2 separate regions of the Homo sapiens genome follow, and region 2 is linked to region 1. A link is an interaction called in ENCODE POLR2A ChIA-PET data of the cell type or tissue named here. Cell type or tissue: Panc1. All regions are shown on one strand. Each heading gives the region's core, and the rest is flanking DNA. Links, peaks and the distances in the headings are about the cores only.

Region 1 (7,947 bases), core at 1,316-6,315:
ATTTAGATTGTAGTTTAACTTTGAAACAAAGATGATAACAGCCTGTTCCTGAAATAAACCTCCTCCTTGCCTGGGAACCAGATCGCCTGTGTAAAACTAACAAATGAGCCGCAAGATTAGAAATTACAGCTCAGAAGTCATGCAGCCAGAGGCCACAAGATTCCTAACCTCCCCACTTGCTCCTATGGATAACATCACTACTGTAAAACCTGAGATTGATGTTCTAGATATTTTTCAAACCCTGCCTTCTAATGAACCAGCTGGCACCACCCAGGTCGGTAAACTGGCTCAACTAGTTCTGTGATCCCACTCAGGAACTGAAAGCAGCAGGAAGAACTTGCTTCAACCCTCTCTGATTTTATCCCGACCCAACCAATCATTGTTCCATACTTCCTGGCTCTCTGCCCCCCAGATTATCCTTAAAAAACCCTAGTTTCTGAATTTTCAGGGAGGCTGATCAAAGTAATAAAACTCCAGTCTCCTGTTTAGCTGGCCCTGTGTTTATTAAATTCTTTCTCTATTGCAATAACACTGTCTCAGTAAATTGGCTGTATTTTGTGCCATGGTCAAGAAAAAGCCATTGGGCCATTGCAGCCTTGTGACTGTATCTGCCTCAGACCCGACTGACCCCAGCAGAGCAGGGAAACTGACCCATCAGCATCAATCTACAGAGTGACCAGTAACTTAGTGTGTGGCTTGGTATGAGAAGATGGGCCAAGCAGATTCAGGCTCTTGGGAATTGGAATTAAGAAACCCAGGGAGAATAAGGCAGGTAGAATCAGAGACAGATTCTGAAATGATATCTATGGGTAGAGGCAAGGCTGCAGTTGGCCTTTTGCAGGCTAAAGCTGGGAGACCACAGAAATCATAAAGAAGCAGGAAGTGGCTCTCAGGCCTTGAGAAGGCAAGTGGGGAAGCACTGGTGCTGAGAGATCCGGTACAATATGCGGAGAGGCTACGAAGGAGAATGGCCATGCAGCCATGCGAACAGACTGGGTTCTTGGGGTCCCTCCGACCACATCCAGTTATGATCTCCATCCACAAATGAGCTCCCTCCCATTTCCCCCCACCTTTCTTGATGGGGAAAGGTTTATGGTTCCAAGTGCCTAACCATAAACCCTCTCGCCCCTCTGTTCTGTCTCAGGAAGAGGGCTGGAGACACACTTGCTGTTCTTTTGGGAAAAGAGGCATGGTAGTCAAACAATAGGATTGAGGAGCATTTGCAGAGTCAGCTGTCTTCTCCAGCCACAGCACGCATGTTCCACCCTAGCTGGGGCAGAACTGTGGGCTGGCCTGGCTGTGAGCCTTGTGGGACTACGAGAAGCCTCCAGCTTAGGACTCAGAGTCTCAGATGCCCCAGGAGAGAGGAGGAGACTGGAGAGGCCAGCACGCACAGTGACTTAATCCAAGAAGGTGACTTTAAGGGGTGCGGGGGTAGAAATGAGCCAAAGGGCCCAGGTGGTAGAGAGGAGGTACAGGCCATTGAGGGCCCTTGGGCACAGAGCATCCCAGCTCTGCCTGTCACTCACCTTTGCTAAGGCAGGACCCCACATTTGGTTTTGGTTTCTTATGAAGTGGGAGTGGATCCCAAGGGCTGAGGCTAGCATCCCCTGGCCCAACCAAGAGTATGTGTGGGGAAGTGGGGATCAGAAAGGAGTCAGAGTAGGGATCAGAACAAGTCAGGATGCCATTCTCCTAACCCCAGCAAGTCAATTTAGCCCCCACAGGCTCATCCATTTCCTGTCACACATTTAACACTTACATTAAACACACCTTCCTTCTCTTTCTGCGGAAGTTTGTTAGTGGCAAGAGCGTGGGTTTGAGGCCAGGCCTGTGCTGACTTCCAGCCTGGCCACTTTGTTGCAGGAGGACCTAGGGAAAGTGTTGTCAGTGTCCTTATCTATAAAACAAGATTATCACACATCACTTAGGAGTGTGAGAGGACTAAAGGAGATAATGCACGCCTGGCACACAGTAGAAGCTCAGCCAATGGAAGCTGAGCCAGGAGCAAAGCCACCTCCCTTCCCTCCTTCTTTCTCTAGCTTTAGTCCTGAGTTTGGAAGGGTCTGTTTGAGGAGATGAAGTAGAGCCGCCGTTGGCTTTTACACCATCCTTGATGAGAAGCCAGTGATGAGGAGCTGACTTCACCTGGGAGAGCCCCAGACAGGGCCCCTCTATCCTTATTATTCTATGCCCCAGGTCATCTGACCACCTGGACCTTCCCACCAAGGTGAAAAAACCTGAGGGATTTTTCACCCAACACCTGTAGAAGGTTTTGTTTGTTTGCTTGTTTAAATTACAGACTTTACAGACAGACTTTACAGTTCTGGAACCATTGACTCAAAAGAGTCCCAGGGGCTGGAAATGAATCAATTCTGCCTTCACCTGCCTCTTCTTCCTTCTCTTCCTCATTTTAAGAGAAAGGCTCTTTATTGGTGGCAGTTCATATAGGTCAGTGACCCGGGCTCCTAGCCTCCCTGTGTAGTGGACTCTGCCTCCAGTGCTTGAGCTGAGAGTTTTCACGTGAGAAGCAGTGGCTGGAAGTTGTACTCCTAGGAGCTATGAGCGGCAGGTAGGCAGAGTCGTAGATTCATCCTACAGGTCAGAAAGCAGCCTGGGGAGTTCAAAGGGGAGGGGCAGGGTGCTTGCTGGTGCTAACTGGATTTGATATCCTGAGGAAAGTTATATTTTGGATCCAGCATTCTCTGATTTGTCCTCCTCTAGCTTCCCCAAGAGTCATACAAATATTGGGGGATTCACAAGCATTGTCCCCCACTGGTGAACACCAGGAACAAGTGGGCAGTGGGGGCTGCAGAGTGTTTCTAGAGAAAGGGCTTAGGGGTGGCCCCTGCCTGGGTGGCACAGTGAGCACACTGTACTCCTAGGTAGATCGGATATTGACTTGGAGAGGTCTTGGAGAAAGGCTGATGAAGGTGATCGACAGCCTAAATCTCTGAAGCCGTCTCCTGATGCAACCTCTGACCCAACAATCTCTGGGTCTTGCTGTTATCAGCTCCATCAGTTTTACTGGGTGAGTAATTCATTTACCTGCTGTTATTGCCAGGGTGTCATCCTTTTCCTAGTTCCTGGTGGAATTGGAGATATGCTATCGGGAGTCCTTTTAGAAAGTGCCTTGTCTCCTATCCCATCTTTATAGCCCTGCATCTCACATCTCCAGCGACCTTGGCCTGCAGCCTGTTAAGGGGATTGGTGCTGAAGGCTGCTAAGCTCACCTTGAGAGCCCGTGATAGCAAAGGCTGGGGTGATGCTCACAGCCTCCTTTGTTCTTTTATTTGCCCAGCCCTGAGCAAACAAGCCTCAATAAACTAAATGGCATTTGGATATTGAAAATGCAAAGAGAAAGTGTCTGGAAGAACAATAAAGGAGTTAGAGCAGAGGTTGCGTGCAGGAGGAGATTACATTGTCTAATTCCCCTCAAAGGCACCATGGTTTTCCAAACAAGAAGTGTTTATCTGAAGCCTGGGTGAGAGCCCAATCGGAGTTTTGCTCTAACAACATCAACCTTATTTGACTGGATGCTGACTCAGAAGCTGTGATTTTGTAGGCAGGACCTGTGCTCACATCTTAGCTAGGCCCCAGGAATGATACAAAATGATGCCAGGTCGCAGAAGCCCTTGGCCTCAATGGGGAGGAAAAATGGATAAGAACAAAGCAACTGGGGGACCATAAAGGCCTGAACCAAGAGGCAATGGCTCTTCCAGGAAGCTTCTGGCCTCTCCTGGAAATCAATTACTTCTTTCTTCCCTGTGAATCCACAGCACTTGGCTAGCGCTTCCATAATTGCACAGAATTAAGTTTCTATCTTTGCATAGTAAATTATTTATATTTTTGTCTCTCTCTTTAGACCAGAGGGTCTGCAAACCATGGCCCAAGTAGCTTTTGTAAATAAAGTTTTATTGGAACATGGCCACTCATTTGTTGATACGTTGTCCGTGGCTGCGTTTGTACTTGAAGGGCCGAGTCGGGTTATTATTGCAACAGAGATGGTCTGCAAAACTGAAGTATTTACCATCTGGTCCTTTACAGAAAAGGTTCGCGGACCTCTGATTAGACCATGGGCTGGTGGAGAGCAGGGACTGGGTCTTACTCATATTTCAATCCCTAGGCACAGTGCTGCGCACAAGATGGACTTCCATAAATGCTTAATTAAGGAAAGAAGTGTCCAAGCTGGAGAGAATGAAGAGCATCAAGGGGAAACAGTTAAATTACTTAAGAGCAAGAGCCAGTTTTCCTAAGACTTTAAAAGCCTTCATTTACATATACAGAGTTGATAAGCTAATTACACAACAATCTTGTCCTAACCGTTAAATCAGCCCCCTAAGGTCTTGTTAGATAACACCTTGTTAACCTAGTTCAAGGAAACCTGCTGTTTCTCGAAAATAATAAAAGCTCAATTTCTGCAATCCAAACTCGACTCCCCCAACCACTCCAATCTCTCTTTAGTCTGAATTAGATATTAAATCGACATTTCCACTGAATTGGAAACGACCATGAAAATAATCAGTATTGCTCTATAAGTATGGCATTTCTCGAACTGTAGAGGCTGGCTGAGTGCAGCCCTATTTTATCCATCCTGCACTGTAGGCCTAGTCCTCAGGGCCCACATGCTTTCCCAGGACCTAAGAAAATGATCGTGACATGGAAATTTAAAAAGTGTTGCCTCCAAAATTAACATTCCTTGCAACTGAGCAAAACCAATATGAAAAAATGTTTAATTATGAGTCTACTAAGCAAATGACATTATACCAGCTCCAACTCAACTCCTACAGTTATTTATAAATTAGATGAAATGCGAGATGTGGGTGCATGTTAAGATGTTAGTTATGATGTAAGGGTGGTGCCTCCAGATGTGAAAATGGATGCAGAGGAGGATGTGCGTTTTGGGGGTCCCAAAGCTCACACAATTTTAGGACCTTTCTTTAAGAAAATGGATGCAGCACTTGAACCCGGGAGGTGGAGGTAGCAGTGAGCTGAAATTGTGCCACTGCACTCCAGTCTGAGCGACAGAGTGAGACTCCCTCTCAAAAAAGAAAAGGAAAGAAAAGAAAATGGATACAGCAATATCTTACTTCTGCAAATTTTAGCCAAGCATATGACCAGGTGAACACTCAGTATGGGTACTTCCAGAGCTCTGCAATGACCAGTGCAGGTCATTGCACTGCATTCAGAGAGGTTCTGAAGTCCAAGATTCCTCAGCCTGATGGTAAATACTCCCCAGGGTGGATGGGTTGTTACATCAATTATAGTAGAATGAGCTTGGAAAGTGCTGTCACCCCAGGCTTGGAGAGTCACACAATTCCTGTTAACTCTTTAAATGTTCTGAGAAAGTCCTCCAGTTCAGAAAGTTAACTTTATTTGACCCAGAGTTTTCAAAACTTGGTTTTTTTTCTTTTTCTTTTTCTTTCTTTTTTTTTTTTTTTTTTTGCTATAGAGACCCTCTCTGGGTGAACATTTTTGAACATCTCAGAAAGGGCTGGGAAAGGTTGACTTAGTCCCTTCTGCCTTCCGCTGCCCCCGCAATGCTCTTTCATTTTATGAAGAAGGAAACAGCAAGGACTCTGACTTCTCTGTTATCTCAGAAAAGAGCTGAAATTATCCCTCAACCTCAACCTCAGGTTGCAGACACGGCAGGTCAGAGAGGAGTTTTTCTGCAGAGGGTGGTCAGGGAGGAGAGGGGTTAGCTTAGAGGACAGGGCCAGACCTACTCATAAGGTATTTCTAATGTAGCGAAACACTTCCTCCAGAAAAAAAAAAAAAAAAAAAATTCCACACCTTTCTCTTGTTCAGAATTTTAAAAGAATGGGGCATTTTGCTTCAGATGGGGGCAAAAGTGGCTTGATGTGTGGATTCCTGTGTCTCACTTTCTCTTGCTTTCTTCTTTAAGAGTTTAGCCCAAGCCTGGAAACATCATTTTCAGGTCCCTGTGCAAAATGGAAATGCTGGGGCTCCCTGTTCTAGAATTATTCAGAATTTCAAGAGAGCATTCAACCAAGTTGGGGGTGGTGCCCTTTGGAGCTCAGGCCCTGAATAACTAGCCTCATAGGTTGCGTGCCCATGAAGCCAGTCCTAGTTAGTGCATATTCGTGTTTACTTATTTCAAAGTTCAAAGTTCTGAAGATATTTAGAGTCTGTATGTAAGGCCCAGTGGCGTAAGAGCTTTTAACATAATGAGCCAGATCTGGGCACCAGCGTGGAGATGCATTTTTACAGGGTGAATCATTAATTGGGCATTCTAAGAGTCACTCAGCCTTTTCAATGATTCATCAGCCATGCTGATGCTGTTGTGTAGTTCATATTATTGTTGTAATTAGCTGATGCTTGTCAAATGTAAACCTGGCTCTAACCTGGGTGTTTTCAAAAACAGCACTAGTTACTGTGTATTCAGGTAGAGGGGGTCAGCATACTGTAACTCTCTGTTTTCCTGACTTGTAATAATTAACCCCTTCTCTCAGGGGACGCACTCTCATTGTCTTTCCTGTAAACAGTTGGTAATTGTGAGTGGAGCTGTGGAGTGAGAAAGTGGGTACTGCTTTTCCTGTTTCAAGGGCCTGCATGTTCAGAAGCAGCAGTGTGGCATGGGAGATGTTATAGCAGCAGAGTCAGGGGCCAGTTCTTTCACTGCCTGATAACTTGGGCTTTCCAAGGGAAAGGGAGGGAGGTGGTCACTGCGGGTGAGACAAAGAAAGTGCTTGGTAAGGGATTTCTGGGATCCTTGAGCCCAGAGTGGATTAGATGGGATTAGAGACCCACTCTGAGCTGTTTCTACCTGCATCTTAATCCACTCCAGAGCTGAGGCTTCCTGATCCCTCTAACCAGGTGCATGTTCACTGGGCTTCCAGCTTCCAAGCCTTCTACCTGTGGAATGCTTGGTCCAATGTCTGGGGCACCCACTCTTACTCCAAACTCCTCCAGATCTGCAGAGTGGCCCAGCATATTCTCTTCTTGAAAGGAGGTCTTTGCCTAACAGAAGTAAGTCTGTAACCCTAGGCTGATTGGAGAAAGGGGTGTGGTGTTTATGTGACCTGTTTTCTTGCCTCCAGGGCAGGTCAAGGAATCCTTCCTTGACCCTTAAAAACAGCAGTGGTTTTAACAAGTTTTCTCCTTTTTGCTTTTAACTTTTTCTTGGTTCATAGTCTGCATGCTACTGTCTCATGGAGCCAGGAGCAGAGCAGGAGAGGGGGAAAGCTGGGGTCTGATGGAGGCTGGGAACCTTGTGGCCTGTGCCTGAGCTCTGTGGGACCATGTTGGGGCAGGGATGGGAGTGCCCTAGGCCCGGAAGCAGGTTGGCCGTGGCTCAACACTCACCAAATGCACCCAACCTTAGCTAAGACTTCTCCTTATAGGGGGATCATCGATACCACATCTTCCGGGCCCATTTTCCTTACTTAACCAGATGTTAGGCCATGCAGATTGGAGAAATATAGTTATCTCTACTTAACACGTCATAAATTACAATCATAAATTACCCCCGTGTTTGTGTGCCCTTGTTCCGAAAGCAAAGGTTCTGAAACAACCTTAGTTGAGATGGACGTTTCCAGTGAGGGTAGGTATATCAGTAGGTTGAGACGAAGCATGCCAATGCAGGTACGATTTACTTATTTGTTTTTAATTGCTGTAGATAAACCCTAATTCATAACTATTTACTGGAGGTGAATTGGGCCCCCATCCGCTCCACTTTTAAGGCAAGCTTAAACTTCTCCCTGATAACCTGTCACTGGTTTTGCCTTTAAAGACCCAGCCTCATCAGCCCATTTTCTTATTGCCACAAAAAAACCTGTGCAGCCACTGACCTCCTCTGTGACCTCGGGCAAGTCCTTTCCTTACACTGGGCATTCACTGCCCCATCTATAAGCAGAAGGTAATAGACCGGCCCATCTCTATGCCGGAGAACTTTGTCTTCAAACCCCACAGCCTTCTCTTTGCGCT
Region 2 (5,632 bases), core at 13-5,012, 2.0 Mb before region 1:
CTAGTACCATAGATATCTTAGTGGCTTCAGTTATGAGGTTCTCTATATGGTGGGAGGTTGTCCTGGCAAGGATTTTTGACACTTAAATGTTTATTGCTTTCCCTTGGGAATGTGATAACCTCATATTAAATAATATGGCTTTTTTTTTCTTTATAAGGATTAGCCTTTCTTACATTTACTTGCACTCAAAAAATTCCCTCAAAAACCAAAAAAACCCACCTTTGGAAGCTTTCAAAATGTCTCCTTCTAATTCCTTAATTCCTCAGTGCTATAGGATAACTAAACAGTGAGTGAAATTGCATTGCAGTGAGGTACTGTGCACAGTTGTAGGCATCAATAAATTTCTGGGCTGAACACTGACACCACTTGATAGGGAAGATAAAAGTCACATTTAATGATACTTTAACACTTGAGCATAGTTTTTTATTTTAGTGGTTTATGCTCTCAAGCATTAATAATGATTTGCCTTTCCACTAGCCTCCACTTAGATTTAATAAGGAATTCATATTAATCATTAAAAGAAAGGGACATGATTCTTCAAGATAATCAAATATTGACAAGTTAGAAATAGCTTTCTGCCTGGGTTCATTGATATAGGTTATGTGATATAAATATTTATTTCTTTTCTGTCACTCAGAGTAAATGCCACCAATTGATTCAGCATTGATATAGTGTCAACAGTTCATAAGAAACATTTGACTGGCCTGTGTTTTCCGATTAGTCTCTGCTCTATAAAGTGGGATTTACTAAATCTCTCCAATTGTCTGCTCATAGAGTGTGACTGCTTTCTGAAACCATTATTGCTTCGATTTGTGAAGCAAAGGTCTAGTGATGGGACTAGTTTCTGTCAGACCTTTACATATAAAATAAGGATTAATTGAGCATTTTTATTTTAATGATTTATAAGCGATAGGTACTGATTCTTCTTAACACAGACAATAAACAAAGAATATTTTCTGTGTTGATCCATAATTGAATTCCATTTCATTTTTTCCATTAATTTCATTAATATATTAAATCAAGCACTTTAAAAAAAGTTTAACACTTAGTCTTTGGAATGGAGACATTGTTTTCCTGTTATCACTTTATGTTGGAGTAATTCCATTTTTCCAGCTTAAAAAAATAAATCAGAAGATATTTTTGGCAAGTTTTATTGAGAGCTATAAATCAGTCTCACTGATGTGTTTTCTGGATTTGTTTTTCCTACTTCAGTTATAGTGTGGCATCATCTGTTTAACATTGGCCCTTGATTTGAAACTCATTAGAAATAGCCCAAAGTGTCAATTTGAAGAATTTAAAAAGTGCACAGTTACTCCAAAGATATGTGAGTTTGGCCTTTGCATCTCTAAAGTTATTTTTTCTTTTTTTTTTTTTGTTTTTTAGATTTTATAGGAGAGGGTGGCAGTATTTTCCTATTCCTGATAAATCAAGTATAAATCTACTCAGATCAGATCTAGAACTAATTCTGGTCCAGCTGCATCTTTTGGCTGTTATTTTGATAACTTCAAAAAGCCTCTAGAAAAACTTTTTGTATTTGGCTGGGCGTGGTGGCTCATGCCTGTAATCCCAGCACTTTAGGAGGCCCACTTGAGGCCAGGAGTTTGAGACCAGCCTGGCCAACATGGTGAAACCTCTTCTCTACTAAAAATACAAAAAATTTGCTGGGTGTGGCGGCCCATGCCCAGCTACTTAGGTGGCTGAGGCATAAGAATAGCTTGAACCCAGGAGGCAGAGGTTGCGGTGAGCCAAGACTGCACCACTGCACTCCAGCCTGGGCAACAGAGCAAGACTCTGTCTCAAAAAAAACTCAACAACAACAGGAAAACCTTTTTGTATATAGAAAAAAAAGGGAGGGGGAATATATATCTACTGTAAAATTTAAAAAGTTTAAAAACTGTATCATTACTAGTATATGTAACTCTTAGATTCTTACAGTTCATCTTGGATTGCATATGAAGAGTGAAACATAAATGAGGCTGTGTATGTAAGTCCAAACTACACAACAGCCCTCCTTTACCCACACAAACCCAACCTGACTCTGCCCATGGGTTGTTGCTGTCTCTGTTTCTTTTATGGCCCCTGCCTCTCTTTCAGCAGGAGCAGAGCTCAGTGCCAGTCATTTCTCTAAGGTCATTTGCTATCTTGGCAGTTGACATGTAATTGTAACTCCTGTGGCTTTTTCTTCCTCCTCCTTCACATCTATTATTCTGCCTTTTATTTACTTTTTTAGTCAAAACAAGGAACCTGGACTGTATTTAAAAACTACTTGGAATTGGCCGGGCATGGTGGCTCACGCCTGTAATCCCAGCACTTTGGGAGGCCGAGTCGGGCGGATCACGAGGTCAGGAGATCAAGACCATCCTGGCTAACATGGTGAAACCCCATCTCTATTAAAAAAATACAATTAGCTGGGCATGGTGGTGGGCGCCTGTAGTCCCAGCTACTCAGGAGGCTAAGGCAGGAGAATGGCGTGAACCCGGGAGGCGGAGCTTGCAGTGAGCCGAGATCACGTCACTGCACTCCAGCCTGGGCCACAGTGTGAGATCTGTCTCAAAAAAAGAAAAAAAAAAGAAAAAAAAAAACTACTTGGTATTGTTGTTGAATAAAAAGCTCTCCTTCACCTCTTTTCAATTTAAAGAGCTGTGTGATTTTAAAAACATTTTTCTTCTTAAAAACTAACATCGTAGCTAATGAAATTTCTTTTAACTTGTGTCTTTCAGTTGATTGTTTACCATCCTGTGGGCCAGTGGCCATTGATAGGAATGTCCCTCCATACTTAATACCGGAGACAAACTGCTGAGCTATGATGTTGAACTGGAGTATACTGAAAGACTGAGTTTTTGACTAGCTATGTAACTTAAGTAAAGTGGACTAAATGGTCTTAGAATGCTGTAAATTTCTGTGATTTTTTAAATGATACTTGATCCCAACTATAATATTTAAATACAATATTCCATAAGCTTCTAAATAGCACTTTCTTATATAATGAACACTCTTCCTATGCTTCATTTTGAAAAGTCGAATTAATATCCTTATCTAAATGAAAAAAGCAGAAATACTACTGGTTGATTGTAGATCCCTTTAATGATTTTTTCATAGTTAAGATCAATTAAATTAGCCCATTTGATAAGAGATATGAAGTTCTAAAAATATTTTTTGTAATCAATTCTTGGGCTCTGCTTTGTTTTTCCCATCCCCCCCAAATTTTTTTACATGAGGAGTATTTGTACAGCATATAAAAATTAGAAAATACAAATAAGCAAAAAGAAAAAGAATCTGATATTTTTTAATATTAAAACACAGTCAGGCCGGGCGTGGTCGCTCATGCTTGTAATCCTAGCACTTTTGGGAGGCTGAGGCAGGCTGATCACCTGAGGTCAGGAGTTCGAGACCAGCCCGGATATCATGGTGAAACCCCATCTCTACTAAAAGTACAAAAATTAGCCGGGCATGGTGGCGTGTGCCTGTAATCCCAGCTGCTCGGGAGGCTGAGGCAGGAGAATCATTTGAACTTGAGATGTGGAGTTTGCAGTGAGCCAAGTTCACACCACTATACTTCAGCCTGGGTGACAGAGTGAGACTTCATCTCCAAAAAAAAAAAACTAAAACTAAAACTAAAAAACTGTCAATCAGTTCACAGGCCAAAGGTTTGCATAACTTTAAAACATTGTAGAAAGACATTATAGGAACACGTTGCTCACTTTTTATAGATACTAAGTGACATGGTTCCAGAACTTGCTCTTCAAAACCATTTTTATCTTTATGAGACTCTTGCAATCCTCCTGGTTATCTGAAGGATTCCATATTTGTCTTGATTTTTTCCATTCTTGAATTTGTTTAGACAGTGTTAATTAATGCACATGCACATACACTTGAAATAAACATTCTCCCTCTCCCCTCCTCCTCCCTGCACTCCTTCCCCGCCTGTGCCCTGACAGTGTTGGATGCTTACTACTCCTTGTTAGGTTGGAGTGCTGGGAATGTGGATTGGGTAGCTTCTTCCCTTCTCTTTTCCCTGTAGTGGATGTAAGTGGTAAAAAGACTATGATGTCAGAATTATACCATTTGAACATGCTCAGAGACATGCCATACCTACCCCTTTGCCTATGAAGTGGTGGAGGGGATATGACTGCAGACTGTGGCCCCTCCAGAGTGTAGACTCTATCTACTACATAGCAACTTCCTGCTTACTCTTAAACCTTAGTGCCACAAATGCAGAATTTGTGTACTTGAGTGAGTGAAATGTCTCTCGTAGAAATTTATGTCAAGCCATGATGAGAGTGTAGCTTGTTAGTTAATAGTACAAATCAGGTTGTTACGGACATGTTTAGATTACTTAGAGAAATGTTCTAAGGGAATTAGCCCCAGTGGCCTATTTGTGCCCACCAATGGATACTGCTATTTACGTTTCCTTCATTGATCAAAGTAAACCAAACAGCAACTCTGCTAGTTTAGCATCTCGTCACTTTATGTGCTACTTTTCTTCATGCTGCTTTAAAATTTATCATTCGGTCCAGAATAATGAGATTTTATTTTGTTTATGCCACACCTTTTATACAGCTTAAAATATTTTTTTTCTGTATTAGTAGTATAAAGGTAGTGATGAACAGAATTCCCCTCAAATAGGAAAATAGTTGCCAATTGTTCTGGCATGTCTTTCATTACTTCACTGACCCTAAATATAATAATTAGCTGATTGTAAAGGGCATCAGTCTGGTTGTACTACAATTAAATTGGGTGCTGGATTGGCCTTTACACATTAATCTGTCAATATTCTTTTAAGGATTGGTAAAATGGCTTGGAAAAGAAGCTGTTTCTGTTACCTGCATTGTACTCCTAATTATCACAGCTCTCTGAAGCTTCAACTTCAGAAATGTGTAGAAGGAAAATATTTCCCTTGGTAAATGAACCCTTGCTTTATTCAATTGGTGGAAGTTTAGAGTAGAGCAAAATATTTAAAGCTTTGCTATACTGGTCTGAGAGCAAACTATTTTTTTTCCAAGTGATATTGAATTAAAAACTCCATCCATTTTCTGCCCATGCAAGGCAGTGCAATTCCCTGGAAATTGATTTTTTTTTTTTTCAGGGCTTGCAGTGGCTTTCCCCAAGCTTTAGCTATATGGAAAAGAACACCTTTATTAAATCCACTTAGTGAATAAAGTTGGCAGTTAATTTTTAAGCATCTGGACCAGTGTGTAGAAAATTACTGAATGCATCAAATAAAGTCTGACTAGTCTTAAAGTCATTTGATAAATAATTGTATAGGGAGCTCTCTAAACTCTAAAACATTATTTTATGGGCACCTACTATTCATAATACAAATGAGAGTAGTTATTTGTGGTATAATAGGTTTTATAGAACCTTGAAAAACATGCAAACTTATATATAAAGTTACGAAAATGACTTTAATAAAAATTACATGCCTATGTATTTTTCCTTTATGTATTATAATATTCGACTATATGTGCATCTTAAGTGCATTGATTTCGTGCTTTTCCATCTTCATAATATGATTTCTGCCTAATTATTGCTGTATACTAGTTTGTTATTTGCAAAGAAAAGCTATATCTACTCTAGGAAAATCATAAACATTATTTAGTTTGTTAAATGTTAATTATGGGGGTCATCTGAG

Evidence for each region. ChIA-PET counts read pairs that join two places held together with the same protein. Peaks named below come from ENCODE experiments on the same cell type or tissue, not always from the same donor. Only the 100,000 strongest peaks of a DNase experiment are listed, where the experiment ranks them.
Region 2: POLR2A ChIA-PET joins it to region 1 with 6 read pairs; 1 of 35 experiments calls an interaction of 5 or more read pairs at or near these places.

What each region holds. Positions count from the first base shown.
Region 1 is chr15:69,551,344-69,559,290 of GRCh38, forward strand. No RefSeq gene overlaps it. Among named protein-coding and RNA genes, the nearest start is that of DRAIC, 6.4 kb to the right of the region's middle. RefSeq lists enhancers at 6,717-7,220, 7,221-7,722. In Panc1, for the core only: no CTCF peak of the experiment used is centred there; a DNase peak (open chromatin) is centred at 6,228; H3K27ac peaks cover 1,046 bases.
Region 2 is chr15:67,594,616-67,600,247 of GRCh38, forward strand. The region is part of intron 7 of MAP2K5 (mitogen-activated protein kinase kinase 5); the gene reads left to right. Among named protein-coding and RNA genes, the nearest start is that of MAP2K5, 55 kb to the left of the region's middle. In Panc1, for the core only: no CTCF peak of the experiment used is centred there; no DNase peak of the experiment used is centred there; H3K27ac peaks cover 727 bases.